2 separate regions of the Mus musculus genome follow, and region 1 is linked to region 2. The links are chromatin loops, found by intact Hi-C in ENCODE. Cell type or tissue: left cerebral cortex. All regions are shown on one strand. Links, peaks and the distances in the headings refer to the core of each region. The heading gives the core; the rest is flanking DNA.

Region 1 (10,804 bases), core at 3,933-8,932, 410 kb before region 2:
GAAGTTGCGATGATGCCTGGGGAACTTGTTCAGAAGAGGTTAAAATGAATGATGAGTGAGTCAAACTGTACTATTCGTCACAACCTACTGCTATACTTTAGGGAGCCTCTCCCTTGGTGTGAGCTCCATGGCAGATAGAGCCCCTTGCACACAAAGGAAAGGCAGATAGTTACTTTCTTGATGGTTCTCCAACTGGAATGTGAGCTGTGATGTTGGCTCCATCAATCACTCTCATCCATTTTTAGATCTTGACTTTTAAGCTAGTGATGTAACGAAGAGGGGGAATGTGAATGACTTATTCTAACAGCAGGAGTTGGAGCCCAGTAATATTCCTGGATCAATAGTCACAGCAATGCTAAGAAACGTGTTCCAGAATTCACCACAACTCCAGTCAACTGTGTAAAGAAAGCACAGCATCAAGCCCAGGGGAATCAGCAATGGTGCCCTACAGGACATGGTTTGGACCATTGTCGCTAACTTATATCCTGGGTAAGTCTGTGTAACTAAGTATCCTTAAATGAATTCATGCAGAGTTGTTTTAACTAAGAACACTAACTTATAAAAATAAACTGTTACCAGGTGCAGCCTTAAACAGAAGTCCTCTTAAAAGATCTCTTTGGATTAAAAAGATAAATAAAAACAATGAAAATCAAGGCAGGGCCCAGAGATTGGCATCTGCATGCTCATCACATGAATTTTCATCTTAACAGAGTCCTCAATTTAACAAGGTGGTGGAAGCATGTCAAAGGTGTGAGGACGAGAGCGCTGTGAGCATGGCGTGCTCTCTAACAGGGCTCTGCTGCTTAAAGGAAGAGAATGACAAGCTGAAATCACAAATTCTTGGCTAGAGGCATGAAGTGAAATCCTGTGTTTCTCTGACTGCTAAAAGATTCTCTTATCACTTCCAGCCGCGGGGCTAAGATAACTGAAAATCAAACTCAAACTTTGATCCTGCAGGTTTCTAAATTATAACGTCAGTTGAATTCACAGCCCACTGAGATCACCTGTGTGAAGCAAAAGCAATTGATCAGGGTAGAACAAAACCAAGATACAGAATGGGGCAGATAGAAGGATTGGATTTGAACGCCTTAAGTACGCTAAACCTACCAAGTCCCTGACAGTTGCTTGCTGACCAACCAGTCAGCCTTCTTCTTTTGTCTGATGAGGTGCAGAAGGAATAAATTATCTATGGTAATGGAACTGGCTGTCATAAAAATCAAGATTGTAGATCGCAGCAACAGCAAAGCTGATGGCAGCTAGGAGGGCCACTGCTTAGATTAGCACTGTCAACAGTGTGAGATTATACAGCCAAGCTAATGTCCTCCTGTAAACTATTTTCTGTTCAAACGTGCTCAACTCAGTGCTATTGTTTGTAAGTAAAAATCCTGACTAAAGAGTCTTTATGGCTTGTAAATCATAAATAGCCTCTTTGCCTACATATGAACTTAGAAGTGTTCATATCCATTCAGTATGTTAAGCAAAAGAAATAACTAACACACCTGGGGAAGTGTATGTGTAGCTGGTGATCGTGACGTAGAGCACTGCACTATCCAGAATTAGGTCTGGAATGTTGGCATTGTGCCTTGTGTCATAGTTTTGTCAGGATGGTGGGAGTAGACTTGCCTGGCAATGACCACTGGCATTCTTATTTCGGAAGGTAACTGCCTGTCACAGAGGCAACCAAGAGAAAGGAACACACAAGGTTTCCAAAAAGCTTTTTCAGAGCCCAGGTGGCTTTCAGAGCCCTTACCAGATGTCTGTCCAGACCCATTAAGTCTTGGCGCGCATGCTCTTGGAGGGAAGGGCCAAGCCTGTCTCACTTATGAGCAAGTGCTGAAATGAATGGAGAGTTTACAGCTGTATGCCTGGAAGGAATACTTAATGAAGACAACTGGTATCTCTAAGTGGAGTGCTTCACGATTACTCTTAAGGCTGCAATTTGCAGATACACAGAAGCATTAAGTATGCGAAAAGTACTTAAGACATCCAACTCTTACTACTTAACAGTGTACCACCTTTACTCACGTTTTAATTTATCTTACTGCTTTTTTTTCCCTAAAATCATTTATCATAATTCACTTTGAAAATTACCTTTTATATTCCAGCATTTTTCTTACAAATAAATGAAACTATGGTTTCACAGTTTTCAAAACAAAACAGTAGGAAGATGGTGTTTCTCTTACATGAACCATGTCAGCTTGCAGGCTCTGACTCCTGCTTGTTCTCATTGTTCTTGCGCCATGTTCAGCCACAATGAACTAGACTCCTATACCAATGCCACATGGTCTAGGTAACCATCCGGGACATCAAGTCCCCGTGCAACAATTTTCGTGTGGACATTGAATGAACCAATGAGAGTAATCAAAAATGACCTTAGCTCTTTAATTTTTTTTGATAATTTCATACATGAGTACTATACTTACATCATTTCCACCCCTCCCTCCAACTCCTGTGTCCTTGAAACTCTCAATTTTACAACTTCTTTAAATACATGTATAGAAATACAACCCACAGAGCCCATTTAGTGTGGCTTGCATGCCTACAATTTTATAGATGACTGCTATAGGATTAGATAACCTACCAGGGCACTTGTCTTAATTCCTGCTATGTCTTAGCAGGAATTTTTCTTTCACATTTCCCCCCCCCCAACTTTCCATTCATTCCTTGTGAACTTCACATCATGAACTCCAATCCCATGGATCTCTCCATCACCCTGTATCTGCCCTCTGCTCCTGCAACCTCCCTGTCCAAAAGAAAAAAAGAAAAGACAGAACCATCTCACTGTGGAAGCTGCAATGTGTCATGGTGTGCCCCATGGTATATCTCCCTGTCCAAACATCCTTTTTTTTTTTGAGACAAGGTTTCTCTGTATAGCCCTGGCTGTCCTGGAACTCACTTTGAAGATCAGGCTGGCCTCGAACTCAGAAATCTGCCTGTCTCTGTCTCCCAAGTGCTGGGATTAAATGTGTGCGCCAACATGCCCGGCTCTTCTTCTTCTTCTTTTTTTTTTTAAAGATACTTTCTTTATATACATTTCAAATTTCAAATGCTATCCCAAAAGTTCCCTATACCCTTCCCCTGCCCTGCTCCCCTCCCCACCCACTCCTGCTTCTTGGCCCTGGCGTTCCCCTGTACTGGGGCATATAAAGTTTGCAAGACCAAGGGGCGTCTATTCCCAGTGATGGCTGACTAGGCCATCTTCTGCTACATATGCAGCTAGAGTCAAGAGCTCCGGGGTACTGGTTAGTTGATATTGTTGTTCTACCTATAGGGTTGCAGACCCCTTCAGCTCCTTGGGTGCTTTCTCTAGCTTCTCCATTGGGGGCCCTGTGATCCATCTTATAGATGACTGTGAGCATCCACTTCTGTATAAATGTTCATTGCAATGAGTCATTGGATTGAAGCCTCTGGCCTCTGCCACCCCATGAATACTGGATCCTCACTGGTACTCCTCTCAAGTTTTCTGATGCTGCCCTGTGTCATAAAGGTCCTCTAGCCTTGGATCCACAGAACCAGCCTCTTCAGGGACCCCAGCAGTTCACTGATGAGGTAGATGTTGGAGTGGGCCAACTCAAAGCCCTGAATCTGTATCTGGATCTGGATGGAAACTGAGATGGTCAGCCCTACAGCTCTCCTGCACCTTAGCCACCAGGGCTAGCTCTTCAGCTTTGCCCAGGCAAGGGCTGGAACTATCTCTCCTGCTCTCATATCCTCAGGTACAGTGCTGCCCAGGGGAGGCATGGGCCTGCTTTACAGGGTAAGTCACAATTAATTTGCATGCAGCTCTTCATCTGGGGTGGACCTTGTGAGATTTCCCCCTATATACATCAGCATGGCAACTGGTGTTGTCATTTTTTAGGGCTTGTTTAGGTAGCCATGATGTTGAAATTTCGTGGGTGTAGTTCCCTGTTGTATATGGAAGACACTATCTGGTAGCAGACATCCTTGTCCCCTGGCTATTTCACTCTTTCTGCTCCCTGTGGTGCGACCTACAGGAATTGTATTATAGATGTATCACTTGAGGGTGAGGGTGGGTACTTGATGAGGGACGAGAGCTACAGTTATTTGTAGATATAAGGATTGGTATTTAGAATATAGTTGAGGATTGTACTGATTTAGAAAAATAACATTGAATAGAGACATAGTGAAACAAAAAGGAAAAAAATCCTTAAATCTTAAACCACCTTTTAGAGATTCATAAAATTATAGGAAACAAGATTTTTTTTTTTGCGTGTGTTTATGATCTGTTTATGTATTAGGTTGAAGACTCTGGCTCAGAACTTACGGCTTACTCATCTTTGTATCCATTCCTCTCTCCAGGGCCAGTTTCCACCTGCTCGACAACGCTGCCTTTAGAGGTTAAGCGATCAAATAATAATTTCGTTGAAAACATACCCTCGTTATTTCCATCATGACCTAAGACTGCTGTGCCAGTTTACCCTCACTGGGAAGCTAGAGAAGTTTGTTTTTAAATAAAGTTTCTTTATAAATTTCTTCAAATGGCAGGTTCAAGAGCACAGGCACATTTGCTCCTGAATGTTATCCCATTCTTCACTGATGATCCATTTAGAACGTGTCTGCTCAGGCAAGAATAAACAGAGCAAATGATCTCTCTCTCCCATCTGAGCTCTTGAATTTCACTTTCCCCCAGAATGAAAATTGCTTCTTGCCAATAGAGGATTTTTTATACTGTCATTGAAAAAATAGATTTCCTTTCATCAAACCAGTAACCTTTATATATGCATTGTTTTCTCTCCTACGGAGCTTTGAGATCAGCCTTCCTAGGCTCAGTTTTGTGGCTAGTGCTCTCCATGTCGGAAGAAGGTCGTTTGTCACACCTTAGAGTCTGAGCACCGGCCCTCTTTCTCCTGCAGCATAAGGAAAGCATCTTCTCCCCCAAAGCAACAAATGTGTCTGGGAAACTGATTCTTTCCTGTGATTTTTTTCCCCCTGGACTTTCTCTGTTGGCTTAGAGCTAGACATCTTGGCTCTACAGATTTCATCGTGTTATATGTTTCCTAATGTTCTTAATAGGGGCCGGGCACTTTGGAAACTGAACAAGATGGCAAAGAATTTCCACGTCTTTGCTGTGTTGTCTTCCTTCTCTCTGAGTGCTTCGTGTCTTTCTATCCTCTCGTACAGCTCTCCCTGTGACTTTGTCTGACTTCTCTGGGCGGTGTCCGAGTGTCAAGACCTTTCTCCTTTCTTTTGCAGCTAACAAAGGAAATTTACCTGATCAGCCTACACCCTTTCAAGGAGCTAGTGAGCATTAGTGGTGCAATGTCATATTCTTCTAGGATGAAAATTAGAATTGTAAAACAAGGGATTTATGTGACTATGTCATTAGCTAAGGTTATGACTCTGGCTGATAGGGTCTCACACATCATGAGATGGAATGCTAGAATGGACTGGGAAGTGATATGGTGGCTGTTGCCTGTCCTCCTTGTTTGTGAGGTTGCTACTGGTGCTACTGGTGGTACTGGAAGCAAGCTAAGATATTTTGGAACCAGTGTTGTAGATTTCTGTTCTTCCATGGAGAAGTATAAATGCTATTATGATACGGTGGCCTCATTGCACTTTTTGTGCATTTCCATGAGCTAAATGTCAAATCATTGTGTGTGTGTGTGCATGTGCGTGTCCATGTGTGCGCGCGCGCGCGCGTGTGTGTGTGTGTGTGTGTGTGTGTGTGTGTGAGAGAGAGAGAGAGAGAGAGAGAGAGAGAGAGAAAGAGAGAGAGAGAGAGATATTTTTGCTCAGGCCTGGAGTTGTAGTTCAGTGGTAGAACTCTTGTTGCACATACAAAGATCCCCAGATTCAATGTTTAGTAATGCAAACAAACAAACAAAGAAACAAACAAAAAACAAGCTAACAAAGAAATGTTCCTAGTATGAATAAAATCACCGAAGCAGCAAAACAGTGAATGTGATAATAGTGCATATGTAGCATTTTTTTCATGAAAATTATATTGTTATTTAACTAGATGGAAAACTTGATAGAATCAGAGTCACAACAAAAAGTTAGCAACAATGGAAATTTACATATACCGGCAGTAGTACTTGTTTTTACAATTACAGTGTCACTTTATTTTGTTTATTATGATTTAAACATGTTGTTGGATGTACATACTTTTAGCTTTTATATACATTTTAGGCCTTCCTATAGGCTTGTTAGTGGTCATTTTTAGTACGTAGGAAAAACAGAAAATAACATTTTAAAATGTAGTCTTTATTTTGGTGAAGTCTGATCAGATCATTTAAAGTATATAAAGTCTGGAACACTTGTCATGTATTAAAATAGTTTGATACAGATTATTCTCTTAGAGCAAAGCAACAGAGTACAGTGTCTGGCCAGCAAAGCAGTTCTCATACCATGGATGCCAATAATAATTAGATTAAAAATAAAAATTAAAGGGCGAGAGAAGGTGTAGAGTAACTACAGAATCAGACAGTAGGTGGCGCTGTTGCCTTTTCATTCTCATAACCTCATTTCTCAGGGAGTGGCTCCTTCCCAGTTACTGCTATTTTTTAAATCTTATTTGAGAACTCTACCAGGTTAAACAAGTTCATATATACTAAGATTTGGTTTTGAATCTTTTATTTACTAAGGATGTGACTATAAACCTTACATGTATACTTATGAAGAAGGTACTATGTCGGTTTTCTTATTAATTTTATATTCGGTAATTTTATAATGACGATCACCTGATTTTGAATGGATTCCATCGATAACTTGGAAGATAAGCTTGTCTTGATGCTTTTTTTGCACGAACAATCATTTCTCTTCTTTCTCACAGATTCTGATACGTGTAGTAGTGAATCTTGTTTGTGGTGACAATTTTGGAGATTTTCTTTCTTCCTTTTTTTTTTTTTTTTTAAACCACGTGAACGTGTGAACATGTTCACCAAGTTTCATGTAGAGAATACCTGGGCAATGTGTTTGTCAGGAGCCTTCAGAGTACTGTTTTTTCCCATCCCATTTCTCTCCTGCATAGGTTCTAAGTTTCTATTACAATACTTCTTTTTCAAGCTATTCTCTAGGATGCCCAACCCTCAGTTTCTCATTTCTTCTTGAATCACTTGCCAGATCGTATTGGCTCTATAATTACCATTTCTATCTCAGACTTTAAGTTGCAGGGCATATATTTGAAGCATACAACACACATGCATCTCTGGCTGAGGAAAAATTTGGGTGGTTTCTGGGTCAGGTTTGATTTCGCCATGAGAGACAGAACCTTCATTTTTTAAGTGGTAGAAACATAGCAAGAGCAGTCAGAGCACATAAAAACTTCCTTTTTCTAAGGGGAACCTTACTGTCCCCTTTATTCAGTGTACAGTTTTACTGTTGTACTGGGACATGCTGAGCCTGTGTTCTTCTTTTCAACTTGCAAAATAAGAAATTTGGACAATGTACCTTTCTCTGGAATCACCAGAGAAAATTTTGCTTATTAAACCTTAAAAAAAAGGACCTTATCATTCTACATAACCCATACTTTTGTAAAGATATGTCTTTGACTGTTTCTTAGAACTAAAACGCAGCTATGTCTTAAGCATTATTGGGAAGTTAAGATTTGTAGAATCATAGAAAAATTTAAAAATCACTATATGATGAAGTGCAATTAGCAAAGTTGATAAAATCTGGTACAATTCATGTACAATTCAAGGATTTTTAATGACATTAATTATAAATTTGACAATGTGTATATATTGTAACTACTAAAATAAATGTTAAAATAGTTTCTCTTTTAGAACTTGTCATTTGCAATCAGAGGCAAGTGATAAATATTAGGTTCTAACTTTGTAAATTTTGTTTTCAGTAGCAAATGTCTCCAAACTCTTTTATGTACCCCCTTTTCTTGCACTATACTGTGCATGTAGCAGGAATTCAGTAGTTATTTTGAGTCTTTATTAATTAACGTACGGGGCATCGAGAGGAAGGAGATGCCCCCAGTGCATTTTTCTGGGTCCTGAGTGAGTCAGTGGGCAACACCAACACCATGTTCAAATGCTCTCTAAAGAATGTATCTGCAATTGCTGGTATAAGCAACCTTCTGAATTGATGGAATAGAGAGGGAAGGAATGGCTAACCAGTGACTGGCCCATTTTGAGACCTATCCCATGGGCAGGTACCAATCTCTGGCACTACTACTGATGCTATGCTGTGCTTGCAGACAGGAACCTAGCATGGCTGTCCTCTGAGAGGCTCTACTAGCAGCTGACTGGGACAGATGCAGATGCTCACAGACAAACATGGAATGGAGGTTGGGAACCTCATGGAGGAGTTAGGGGAAAGATTGGAACACGGGTTCTCTGTGTTTGGCCATGTGCTGCATATCTTAGTAAGTATCCTAAAGAGAAATTTAGAAACAGGCTGTTATTAGTCTCTGTTAAAAATGATGGCGTTCAGAGACACATCATTGCTGTGGTCTGTTCCAGGTTATTATTTTTTCAGCTATTGACGAACCTTTAACATAGGCATAACTGGGCCTTAGTTAAAAATGTATACCTCATGAATGAATTTTTCTTATGAAGAAAGAAAATTGCCACCTATATTTTAGTGTGTATGTGAAGATTACAGTTGGTGCATTTACAGTAATCGCACATAGGTGTATATCTGTGGTGGTCAGTCTCCACCACATAGTAAGCTTGGATCTATTTGGAATCACCTAGGAGGCACACTTCTGGGCGTATCTGTGAAGACGTTTCTGGAGAAGTTTACCTGAGATGAGATCTGGTATAAATGTGAGCAGGGAGATGCCCATGGACTGAGATCCCAGACTAAATACAAAGGAGAAAAATGAGAAACACAGCTGAGTATTATTGATCTTTCTCTGCTTTTTGACTGTGGACACAAATATGATCAGTCACATCATGGTCCTGTTTTCAAGCCATTTCTGCCATGATGCACTTAGTGTATTGCTACAAACTGTGGCCCAAATGTTCTCCTTTATTCATTTATTTAATCTATGAATCTATGTATCTATCTATCTATGTATCTATCTATGTATCTATCTATGTATCTATCTATGTATCTATCTATGTATCTATCTATGTATCTATCTATGTATCTATCTATGTATCTATCTATGTATCTATGTATCTATGTATCTATCTATCTATCTATCTATCTATCTATCTATCTATCTATTAATCTAATCTAATCTAATCTAATCTAATCTAATCTACATCCCAAATGCTACCACCCTCCTGGTCCTTCCTCACAAAGTTCCTCCCCCATCCCCTTCCCTTCACCTCTGAGAGGGAAGTCCCCCTGCATCCCTCCATCCCCCAACCTTGGTGCATCAAGTCTCTGCAGGTTTAGGTGCATCCTCTTCTACCGAGGTCAGACAATGCAACCCTTTGCTACATAAGTACCCGGAGCTTCGGACCAGCCCGTGTATGCTTTTAGTTGGTGGCTCAGTCTCTGAGAGCTCCCAGGAGTCCAGTTTAGTTGACACTGTTGGTCTTCCTATGGGGATGCCATTTCCTTAAGGGCCTCCATTCCCCTAAGTCTTCCATGAGGGTCCTGACCTCTGTCCAATGTTTGTCTATGGGTATCTGCATCTGTCTCACTTAGCTGCTGGTAGAGCCTCTCAGAGGGCTGCTATGCAAGCACAGCATAGCTAGTAACAGTGTCAGGGATTGGTGCCTGCCAGTGGGATAGGTCTCCAAATGGGCCTGTCACTGGTCAGCCATTCATTCACTCTCTGCTCCATCTTTGTCCCTGCATTTGTTTTAGACAGAGTCAATTTTGGGTCAAAAGTTTTGTAGGTGGTTTGGTGTCCCCATCCTTCTACTGGGTGTTCTGCCTGGCTACTAGAGGTGGTCACTTCAGGTTCTATATCTCCACTGTTGAGCATTTTAGCTAAGGTCACCTGCATTGACTCCTGGTAGACTCTCTCATCCCGGGTCTCTGGGACTTCTTAGAGAATGTCCCTTAGCCCCCAACCCCGGCAGCTGCATATTTCCATTTGTTCTCCTGGCCCTTTGGGCCTCTCTCCCATCTCTCTTTGTGCCTGATCCTGTCCTATCTATTTTTAATTAAAAAAATATCATTGGTTTTTTCACAGTCTCACATCTTGTACCCAGATTCTCCCATGTCTGCTCCCAACTGTGACACACCTTCCCCGTAAAGCAGAGGAAAGGGAAAGAAAAAAAAAGGGGGGGGGGCAAGTCTATTTGTTTTGTTCATATGCTCACTAGAGCATTGCCACATTTCTAGTGGCCAGTCTCCCATATAAGGTGAGTCTTTCTCCACCTGCACCCCAGCCAGAAGCCACCAACTGAGGAGAGTCATGCTACAGCAGAGAGGAGCAAGACAGACCGTGCTTCTCCTACAGACATCAACATGGCTTAGGCACCAGCCCAGATCATGGATGTCTGAATGGGCTTCATTGGTTAATACCAGCCACACGTATCTCAACACCACCCTTGGATCATCAACCCACTCACGGCTCTCAGTGACGGAAGGGACCATGGTTCTCAACATGGTCTCAGGTGGCTACACAGGCCACTCGAATCAGTATGATCCTCATTCCTGACCCGCCCCCATCTCCTAGACAGCAAAGCCTGAGGACATCACCTTGGGGACACACACAGTATGAGCCGCTGACCCATACGAAGGAGGTCCAGTTCAGAAAGTGAGCCTTCGCCACTGGGATCCCGAGGCAGGCTTGGGAGGTTGAGTCTGCCTCTCTTGCCCACCCTACTGGGCAATAATAACTTGTTGTAGCCCACTCTCTCACCTGTCACCACCATCACGTTTCCAGTTTCGCTTTTTTCCAAAGCATACCCATTGCTCGGTTTTC
Region 2 (10,804 bases), core at 2,234-7,233:
CTTCAGACACACCAGAAGAGGGCATCGGATCCCATTACAGATAGTTGTGAGCCACCATGTGATTGCTGGGAATTGATCTCAGAACCTCTGGAAGAGCAGTCAGTGCTATTAACTGCTGAGCCAGCTCTCCAGCCTACTGAACAGACACTTTAAGGGGAGGTGTGATCCTGGCATGCTGAACCATGGTCAGGAAAAGCACTTGGCTGAGAATGTTCTAGACAATAGTTGAAGGTTATCAACATATGTTGATAAGTTGCTAATTATAGGCTCCAGCTATTGGTTCTACCTCTGTATGTCTCTGTGGACTTGAACACAGCCCTTGATTCAACCATTTGCTTCTTTGTTTAGTGTCCAACATTGGTAATCTATACAGTGACATCCTATGAGAGTTCTTTGATTTTTATCAAGTGCCACATGAACAAAGAATATATCTAACTATTTATATGTAAATAACTAGTCTTATTTAGAAAGGAGTCTTAAGAATCCAACATTGAACAAGGTAACAAACAAACAGAAATAATTAGGACATTAGAAATCCACTTTCTTCAATCTGACATCAAAATAAAAAATAATTTCAATGTAACACCTTGCTTTAAAATGTTATTAGAAACTGTCACACCATAAAATCATGCGCACCTCCTGCATTCTAATGAGAACAAACTGTTGTTTCTTTTGAGCCTGTCTCCAGAGAAAAGTCCTCAGGGATAAATCCAGTCATTCAGTTGCATAATAATACCAGGGTCTTTCAGAGTCCTGGCAGACAACACAGTAGAGAGAAGAATGCAGAAGGCGGTGGAAATGAAAACTGAATGTGGTGTTTTCCACCGAGATCTTATTTTTCATAGCAGACTGTCTTTCATCTGGTTCTCAGTAAGCTATGGTCGAACACTAGATTTAAATTATCTGTCTTTACTTCATCCTAGTTACCTTAAGATATATTTCTGTCGGTGAGCATCAGTTCCCTTAACATAGCAAGAGCATATTAATTGTTTTCCTGACTCAACTACAAAATGCCTGTCAGGTGGCTGGGGCTGTAGCTCACTGGTAGAACATGAGTCTCTGAGTTCAATCCCGGCATGCCCCTCCCCACAAAACTTAACAGGCTCTGCCAGTACCTGACAAATACAGAGGTGGATGCTCACAGCCATCCACTGGACTGAGCACAGGGTTCCCAATAAAAGAGATAGAGAAAGGAAAAAAAGGAGTTGAAGGGGTTTGCAGTCCCATAGGAGGACCAACAATATCAACCAACCAGTACCCTCAGAGCTCCCAGAACTAAACCACCAACCAAAGAATACACATGGTGGGTCTCATGGCTCCAGCCATATGTAGCAGAGGATGGCCTAGTCTGTCATCTGTGGGAGGAGAGGTCCTGAGTCCTGTGAAGGCTCCAAGCCCCAGTGTAGGGGAATGCCAGGGCCAGGAAGCAGGAGTGGGTGGGTTGGTGAGCAGGGGAAGGGAGGATGGGTTAGGGAGTTTTCGAAGGGGAAATCAGGAAAGGGGATAACATTTGAAATGTAAATAAAGAAGATACCTAATTTAAAAAAATTATTTGAAGAGAGCTTGACACATACTAAGCATTGAATAAATGTTAGATATTGTCCTTTCTTTCACCTTGTTTGGGGCCAGCCATCATGGTAGCAGAACCAGAGGACTGCATCTCATGTTGGATGTTTGCAGGAAGTATAACAGCCTGGAGTTGCTTTATACAAAAACACATGCACTCATGCATGCATGCCTACGTGTGTGTGTGTGTGTGTGTGTATTTGCACATGTGTCCATGTGTATGCTTGCATGTGCGTGTTGCTGGGGCAAGCCTAAGGCTTCACAGAAGGCCTGTACCACTGAGCCATATACCCTGTCTCCCTTCCACTGTTCATGTGCTTAGCTCAAACCATCAATCCTTGAGAAAGGTTGTTGCTCTTTAATTGCTAACTGTAAACTTAGATGTGAGTAAAAGGAGGTCAGGAAGTTAAACTGAGCTATACTGATGCACTCTGTATCTTTGTATATAATTTTAAGTAGAGTTGCTTAACACTGATGTGTGATTAAAAGTCCTGCTTTTGACTCCCGAGGAACGGTTCTCTATCAGTGGGGCCAATGTGAGGGCTCTAGCTTTCCTTTAGCAGGTAGCTGGAGAAGCTGAAGCAAGGTCACTGTCTTAGTTAGAAAAGCACAATTATTCTGTACCACGTATTTTTGATATTCATTGACCTGTGCAGACCTGTATGTGCAAGACCTGGGATCTGAGGACCTTAAAGAGTGGGGCAAGCTACAGTCTAATGCTATAGACAAACCTACTTCAGCTTCAGTGTATTTTTATACATTAATACAAGAAAGAAAGGAATGATCCAAATACGGTTTCTTTGAGTTTGGAAAAAGATGATCAGAGAAATAAATCCCGGAAAGCACACAGTAAATATTAGCAGATCAGCCCTTTCCCAGAACTTTTCTTTGGACAGACCAATTTAAATACGATCAATTGCCTTGAGCATAACCGTAGATTATATCTGGGAAAGCATGAAAGCAAGGCAGAAGGCCATGATCAGATTCAGGCCCACTGACCAGATTAGGTCCTATAGCTATGTTCTGACATCCAACAAGAATAAACGTGTCTTATATATTGACTGTAAATGGTGGTCCGAGGATCCATGAAATCACATCCAAGAACAATCTATGGAAAACATGCACCTGAGGTGAAAGACCCTTTGCTTCTTTTCCTGGAGCCTCAGTCACAGTTCCCCAAGGCATTATCCACCATGTGCCATTCTTTTTGATTATGTTTCAACACTTATAATGATAAGAAAATAGCTTATAGTTTACTTTGACTTAAAAAGATTTGTGTGTGTGTGTGTGTGTGTGTGTGTGTGTGTGTGTGTGTGTGTGTGTGTGTGTTTGGCAGTGGAGCATGTCCCTGCTATGACGCACATGTGGAATAGAGAGAGTAACTTTTGGGTGTTAATTCTCCACCTCTAACATGAGTTCTGGGGATAAAACTCGGATTATCAGGCTTGACAGCAAGTGCCTTCACCTGCTGAGCAATGTTGCGGGCCCAGCTTTATAGTCTCTTTAATTTATTATTAATCACTTACTTACTGGCTTTTCTGTATTTGAACATAATTCTCCCTGACCTTTTGATTTGTGTATTCTTCAAATTATTTTAATAGATGGAGTTATTGAATCATAAAATGTTTAAATCATTTCTCACTTTATATAACCCTTGATTTTCAAGTTTTCTAATCAAAAATAGAACATAAATAAATAAATAAATAAAATCACATCTAACGTTCCTCCCTTCAAAGCAAGTAAAAGGCTTCTAAAATTTAGAGAGAAATATTTTGCACAACTTGAGGAAAAAGCCTGTGGTTCTTTTGGACTGGCTAAGCACAGAGAGCAAAAGTCAAAGTTCCTACCTCAACTGCCTTCCCCACTATTTTAGTTTTTTATTGCTGCTATAAAAGCTAATACATCACAAACTTGCTGCCTTAAAATGATGTACATTTATTTTCTTACAGTTGTCGGGAGAATACAGGGCCTGGCTGTCCAAGTTTCCTTACAATGGCTCCAGGGAAATTTTGTTTTCTTGCTTTTTTTTCAGTCCTCAGAGCTCATTTCTGGAGGCCCTCGTTTTTCTTTAAAACCGACATTGTTGCATCTTCACATCATCTCCTTTCTCTCCGACCTCTGCTTATAGTCACAGTCCAGTCTCTGTTTGGCGCTCCGAGCTTGTAAGGACCTTGGTAAGTAACCTGAGATAGTGATGATGTCGTCAAAGGATCTAGGATAGATGGTTCCGCCTTCAGGTCATCGACTACATCACATGCAAAGTGTCTATTATAACTACTCTAGATGACATATTTACAGGTTCTGTGCCAGGATGTGGACATCTTGGAGTGACTGTGTGTGTGTGATGTTTTGTCCACCACAGGCAGAGTCTGAAACCTTTCCAACTGTGGAAAGGATCTATCAGGAACATCATAGATTAGATTAGCTAATTACTTCTGGAATTTTAATACATAATTGTACGGACTGATGGTTAAATGTTATCAGGGGAAATATGGGGCTCTAACTTATTATGTAGACTTCTTAAAACCAGCTAGTTGTGTTTCATATTTTTAAAAAGTACTATAGTAATTCATACCCACATATTACATAATGCTGCCAGTGGGGTCTGTAACTATATTAAGCACCATTTCTGCAGGAAAAATGAATATTCACACTACAATAAGGACTATAAATAACCTTTTAGTAGGCCATGTCAGGTTTTTTTAAAAAAAATTTTTTTCTTAACTTGCAAAAACTGTTTTGTTTCTTTTTTTGATTTTGTAATTGCTCTTAATATTATTGTATAGGAAAGGCCAGGAGCTGCAAAGTATATACACACACACACACACACACACACACACACACACTCACTCACATAAAGAGACATGTATATACACACAGGTAACCATATGCCCACACGCACACACAGAGGCAGGCATGCGCATCCACACACATGCATATGTCATACACATGCATGGATCACACACATGTATACAGACACTTCCAGCAATTGTTTTAACTTTACTGTCAGGTGCATAGGTGACACTTAGGAAGTTTCAGCCTTGGGAGTATTTTTAACACAATGTTAACATACAGAGTAGTAGGTTCCATCGTGACATAAAAAATGTATGTATATCGTTATCCTTTGTTCTTACACACTTCCCATGGAGCTCCCTCCCCTTCCTTGCTGCTCCTCCCAGTCAGTACTTGTCCTTCTGTTCCAAATAATTTGTACTTTCTCTCATATGTGAAATGTAGATTTAACTATACACAACGTGAATGTAAAAAGGGGACTGATTATAAGAGAGGAAACGTAGATAGAAAGGGAGGGGGATTAGAGGATAATGGAATACATATGGCAGATTTTTGGGTAGTTTTTAGGTTAAGTTTTCATAATTAGAAATGCTTACCTAGTAAAGTTCAAATAAATATTTCCAAATCTAAGTAAACCTCCAAAATCCTGAAACACTCTTTGTGGCAACCAAGTATCTAGAAATAGGGGTATTTAGACCATATGGAAAGAATGCCCTGTGTATCTGTAAGAAAAAAGATGAGCTACGTTGTGGTAACAAACAGCTCCTCGTAAGGCCAGAAAAAGCAAAGCTGTGTCTCAGAAGGTAGCAGACTCAGGGATATTTGGCAATGGACATCAACCACTGTCTCTTTATTTGTTGAATAAGTGGCATATCTAGAATATTCTCTGAGCGAGCAAGAGTATAAAACTTGCAGTCAGGGTCAGTCTCAGCTACAGACCAGTTGACTAGCAAGAAAAGTGTTGTACTGCAGACTCCTCTTGCCCGCCCCCTAGAGGTTCATTCTGGCATTTCCGTTTCTTCCTCAGAGTCAGCAGAAGTTACCCTGGGGTGATAGCAAGTAGAGTGACAGTGTGCAATAAAATAAAATAAAACAGCACAAAACCAAACCAAACCAAAACAAACCAAAACAAAAACCACACACACACACACACACACACACACACACACACACACACACGCACACACACACACACACACACACACAAAACAAAACAAAACACAGAAACCAAAAACCAAAACAAAGTCTTTCCTATAAGATGGCCGGGCGTGGTGGCGCACGCCTTTTAATCCCAGCACTCTGGAGGCAGAGGCAGGCAAATTTCTGAGTTCAAGGCCAGCCTGGTCTACAGAGTGAGTTCCAGGACAGCCTGGGCTACACAGAGAAACCCTGTCTCAAACAAAACAAAACAAAACAGAAAAACAAACAAGATTTTGAATTAGAGAGTTTTCTATTGATTAGAGTAAGTAGACTCCGATTGGCCTCGCTATGGAAGTAGTACTCATGCTCAGATGTAAGCCCCAACTCAAGTGTCTGATTGGCAACTATGTCTATGGGTTTCCTGAATGTCCCATACCCCAACCCCATACACTTGTATGGGGACACAGGGAGGGAATTGGGGTATGCAAGTAGAACAGGAGCTTGGGTATTGCAAACCTCCATTTTGTACTATGACATAAATTTATGCAATCAGAAGTTCAGGCATGCCCCCTCTCTTCTTATTTATGAATAAACTACCATTTATTTGACTGTCTTGAGCAAGATCAGAATGGCTCATATTTTGTTCTCATTCGCTGCTGCATATGGACAGCAGAGGACCTGGTTGTAACAAACACCAGCAAATGCTAAGGATTGTTTCTTACAAGCACATTAACTTTAAACAGTCTACTTCACATGCAAAGGAATATATTTATGAGCTATGCAGTGTTCTGAGATTATTTAGCAGCCCGACTCTATGAGTTTGGAGTAAATGTTAAGTGGTTAGATAAAATATGGCCTTACTCACCACAGTCAATTGGTATCGAGGAATGCAATGCCTCTGAAAGAGTCCTCTCTGGGATCTCTTCTCTCCTGTTATCTCTCTGTTCTTGCAAGTGAGACAGAGTGACTGTGTCAACTGCTTCATCTCTCTCTGCTGAGATAAATGATGCTTGTTTAGAGATGAAGGTTTAAGGTGCCATACCACACCAGTGTGGTTGCCTAGGATTTTTGCATGAACAAAGAACTTACTTTTCTTTGCTCTTTAACTGGTCATCAGGTAGCCCATATTTTCAACTTGTCAGTTTTATTACACAAAAATCTTTGGATCTTAATCATGATTTAATATCAGAGTAGGAATACTAATCAGCAGGTGGCCAAGATACTTGGGGTTGACTTATGTTTCTCTAACTAAGTATTTCAACTATTTGGTCTTGGCAAACCTCCGTGGGCTTTTCTCTACCCCCCCCCCCCAATCACTATTCAAAATAATTTCAAGTTTTTCTTTCATTTAAAAATAATTTGAATCAACATATTTATTAGCGATTGAAGCTACTTCAAGGCTGGAGGTTCCTAGATGCTCTGGAACCTAATCACATATTCTCTTTGGTGCAACTGCTAGCATTTGCATTGAGAGTGGTTTATTATTTAGATGAGAGTGACTTTTGGCCCTAAAGAATTAGTTTTGAAAAAAATTAAAGAACTTTAATATATCAAGCTGAGATCTAGTTCAAGCGCACACTGCTTACTAAAAAGTGTATTTATATGGATATTTTGAGTTTAATTGCACCTGATGGACTACAGCTTCTCACCAAAAGATTGTGTCTTCCAATCCCAAAGCCACCTATGAGTTTCATGGTAATACTTCCATTAAGGGAAGCTATTTAGCAGATGTGCAACTTACCTGGGGTACAGGTGAGCAATGAGAAATACTTGTTTCAAATAACAGACAATTGAGTCTGAGGTAGGCAGTAGATTGGGTGGCTGGGTTTAGATGACAGAAGCATCAGTTTTAACTCAGTCTCTGACATTTGTAAAATAATAATGAATGCTAATTTCTTGAATGTTGCCTCATTTGCAAATGGTCCAGAACAAATCTCTTCAGTTTCTGGTGGGAATCAAATGAGGGAAATCTTGACCCTCGTACTGTTACATAGTCATAGCTATCCATTTGTACAGAATCTCATCTCAGGGAGACAGAGGTTAGGGAATATAATCTCACTTTTCTTACAAAGAAACCGGAAACCTTCTCCTTAGGCAGGTGTTCCACCATGGATTTTTATTCCCTGTTCACTGGATTACACCTGTGGCCTAAAGGCAGTCAGCAGGGCAAAGCCTGTGAGAGATAGCTTTGAGTGGTATCATCCTCTATTGCTTTCCTTACTAGGTTTTGAGTCAATTATGTCTTAAAAACCTTCTCTGCTGCTCTTTGAGCCTAGGACCCTGAAAGGGGCAGACAGTGGGTCCATTTGCATTTGACACACTCAGGAAAAGCAGCCTGGGTCTGGCTTTAGAAACACACCTTGGCTGTCTCAGCCAGAGGTTCCCTTAGTGGACCCCTTACATTTCTGTCTCTGTAGCCTCTCCTCTTCCTTTATCTCCAGGTTTAGGGAAATTGCATGGTTGGGGTATTAAAAACATCTCTTGTGTTTGTTTTTTGCAAACTAGATATCTGCATCACAAATACTTGAAAACATCTCAGTTTCTTAAGGATTTAGTGTATTGAGAAAACCATTTCCAGGAGGAAAATGGCAGGCAGTTTTTCCGTTTCTCAATGCTTTTGATGTCAAGTGTGAGTTAGCAGAAGGCTGGGTGAATGACTGGCACCTGTAATCCCAGCACTTCAAGGCTGAGGACAGATAACTTGATTTACATAGTGAGTTCCAGATCCAAAGGAGATACACAGTAAGACCTCTTAAACAAACAACAACAACAACACCCAAACAAACAAACGAACAAACGAACAAACAAAAAACAATAAGAAAATGCGAAGGAGCCAGCCGAGGAAACAATATACTGAGAAAATTGTGTTGATAATTAAAAATTTAATCTCATTCTTGATACTTGCTCATTTAATATCTACTGGCATTAACATGCATATCATTAAGAATCCCATTCCTCTATATATTCACCCTGTCATTATTTACTCAAAAATCTTCTACTTATTATGAGAAGAGTTGCAAAGACAGATAATTTAGCTACTAAAGAATTTGGACTTTAGAAGGAGATAAAAATCTATAAACAGGAAGAACTTGACGTAAGGAAATATAAATTGTAAATTGGACTGAAAGTGCTATCTCTGGGGTTTTGTTGTAGGAGGAAGGATGATGATCTATATAGTTTGAGAAGATTTCTCAAGGCTCTGTTTAAAATTTTCTAACTTTTTTGGTTTCATTTTAGAATTAATGTATACAAGGCTATATTGGATTTTACTGTTACCAGTAAGACAATAGGTCCTTAGTAAGTTCTGTTGTGTTTTATAAAAATAAAGAGGGGAGGAATATGTTTGGTGGAGATGCAGTAAGGTGTGGGAGAAGGGGGTGCCTCTGAGGACCCATGCTGAGGTATCCCTTCCCTCTGAGGGACCAGCCACAAGATGGTATAGTATAGAATAAAGTTTATTCAGGGCACGGGGAGGAGAGCTAAGGGAGTAGAAAGGCAGAGAGAGGGAGGGACAGAGGGAGAGAGGCAGGGAGGGAGGAAGGGAGGGAGAGACAGTAGAGGAGTAGAGGCTGGCCATGAGCATGTGGAGAGAGACAAGGAGAGGGGGAGCAGGAGGAAGGGGACAGAGCAAGGTGGAGGGCAGAGCAAGCAGCCCCTTTTATAGTGAGTCAGGCACACTTTTCTGTTGCCAGGTAACTGTGGGCAGAGCCTAGACTAAATGCCAACAAGTTCTTCTTGGAGAGATCACTGAGAGCTTTAAGCAAAATGAGAAAATGTGGTAATTTACCTAGAATGGCTTTGTACTGAGACCCACACAGGATTTAGTAGAAGAGGAAGGTTCAGGGTTACCATAGGCTGAAGATGCAGGTGACTGTAAATGTGGGAGACAAAGGAAGGCCCTGGTGGCAGATGAGCGAATACAACTAAAGAAACAAAGCCAATGGAAGCCAGTGCTTTCTCCATTTATACTTTCACATTTGTTTGTTAGACTCTCTGTCAGCTTCCTGCAGTAAACACTCGTGTCTTCATTTTATAGAAGAGGGAACTGAGTCTCGGGGTTAGTTAACCAAGACTCAGAGCTAAAAATAGTGAAGACAGGATTTAAACTGTTATATCTTCATAACTTAAATTTATTGTCAAGTAGTAGCAATAACAGAAGAGATGAAAGGAACCCAGAGCACAGTGGATATTGCTGATAAAGAGGAAGAAATCCAAGTGGGACCTTTGGGGTTAATTGTGCGTGAGTGTAAGAACTGTTGCAATCACAGCTCAAAACAAGCGAAGCAGAGGGAGCCTGCATTGTTACTAGGTTATTAGGATATGTCATAGGAAGAGGCATAGACTTTAATTTTTTATTTAATTTAGACGTGAACTTGGACAATTTGAGTATTTCTTTTCCTACTAATAATCACTCCCAACTTCCTGAATGTCCGTCCCTTTTGTAGGTCCCCCCGTCAGTCTCTGTCTTTCTCTGTGTCTCTGTATCTGTGTCTCTGTCTCCAGATCCTTACTCTCCAGCCATAGCTGGTTTGAAAATTACTATGTAGACCAAGCTGATTTCAAAATTCACACAGATTTCCTCAATCTCTGCTTCTCAAGTGCTTAAAAAATGCAGACCACTTCCTTGATGCTTCATTTGAGGAAGAAAAAAGTTTTCCAGAACATGTGTTAGAAAAACACCGAAGCACCATGTTTTCATTCTGTACTATTGTATTCATTAATAATATTTAGTTTTCTCATTCTCAGCCAATAATTTTTGGTTCTTTTGTTAATCATTTTGTTGGCAGGATAATAATTTTACAATAAATTATCTCCTGACGATTTTCAGGAGGTAACTGGCAAGTTAACTGTTTTAGCTACTGTTCTGTTCTGTGACAGAACATCATGACCAAGGCAACACGTAGAATAAAGCATGAAAGCATGCTTACAGTTTCACAGGGAGAGTCCATGGCCATCATGGCCGGAAGCATGACAGTAGGCACAGCAGGCAGGGAGGTGAAAGAAAGCCACATGTGATCCACAAGCACAGGACAAAGAAGGAGCTAATAGCAATGGTTTGGGATTTTGAAACTTCAAAGCCAACCGCAGTGGCACACCCACCTCCTCCAACAAGGCCACACTTAGTAATCTGTTCCAAAGAATTCCTCTAACTCTGTACCAAGCATTCAGACATATGAACCTACTTTAGTTAAAATTTTATTGCTTTGAAGGGACATTGTGACCAAGGCAACTCTTACAAAGGAAAACATTTCATTGAAGCTGGCTTGCAGTTTCAGAGGTTTAGTCTATTATCATCATGGTGGGA

Evidence for each region. A loop is a pair of places that touch in the nucleus more often than their neighbours do. Peaks named below come from ENCODE experiments on the same cell type or tissue, not always from the same donor. Only the 100,000 strongest peaks of a DNase experiment are listed, where the experiment ranks them.
Region 1: it touches region 2 in a loop (4-fold over the local background); 5 of 42 quality-filtered maps call a loop at or near these places.

The regions. Positions count from the first base shown.
Region 1 is chr12:59,376,544-59,387,347 of GRCm38, forward strand. No RefSeq gene overlaps it. Among named protein-coding and RNA genes, the nearest start is that of Gm51997, 110 kb to the right of the region's middle. In left cerebral cortex, for the core only: a CTCF peak has its summit at 6,438 (motif pointing right); DNase peaks (open chromatin) are centred at 6,457 and 7,099; H3K4me3 peaks cover 468 bases; H3K27ac peaks cover 468 bases.
Region 2 is chr12:59,786,324-59,797,127 of GRCm38, forward strand. No RefSeq gene overlaps it. Among named protein-coding and RNA genes, the nearest start is that of Gm22673, 120 kb to the left of the region's middle. In left cerebral cortex, for the core only: a CTCF peak has its summit at 5,358 (motif pointing left); a DNase peak (open chromatin) is centred at 4,157.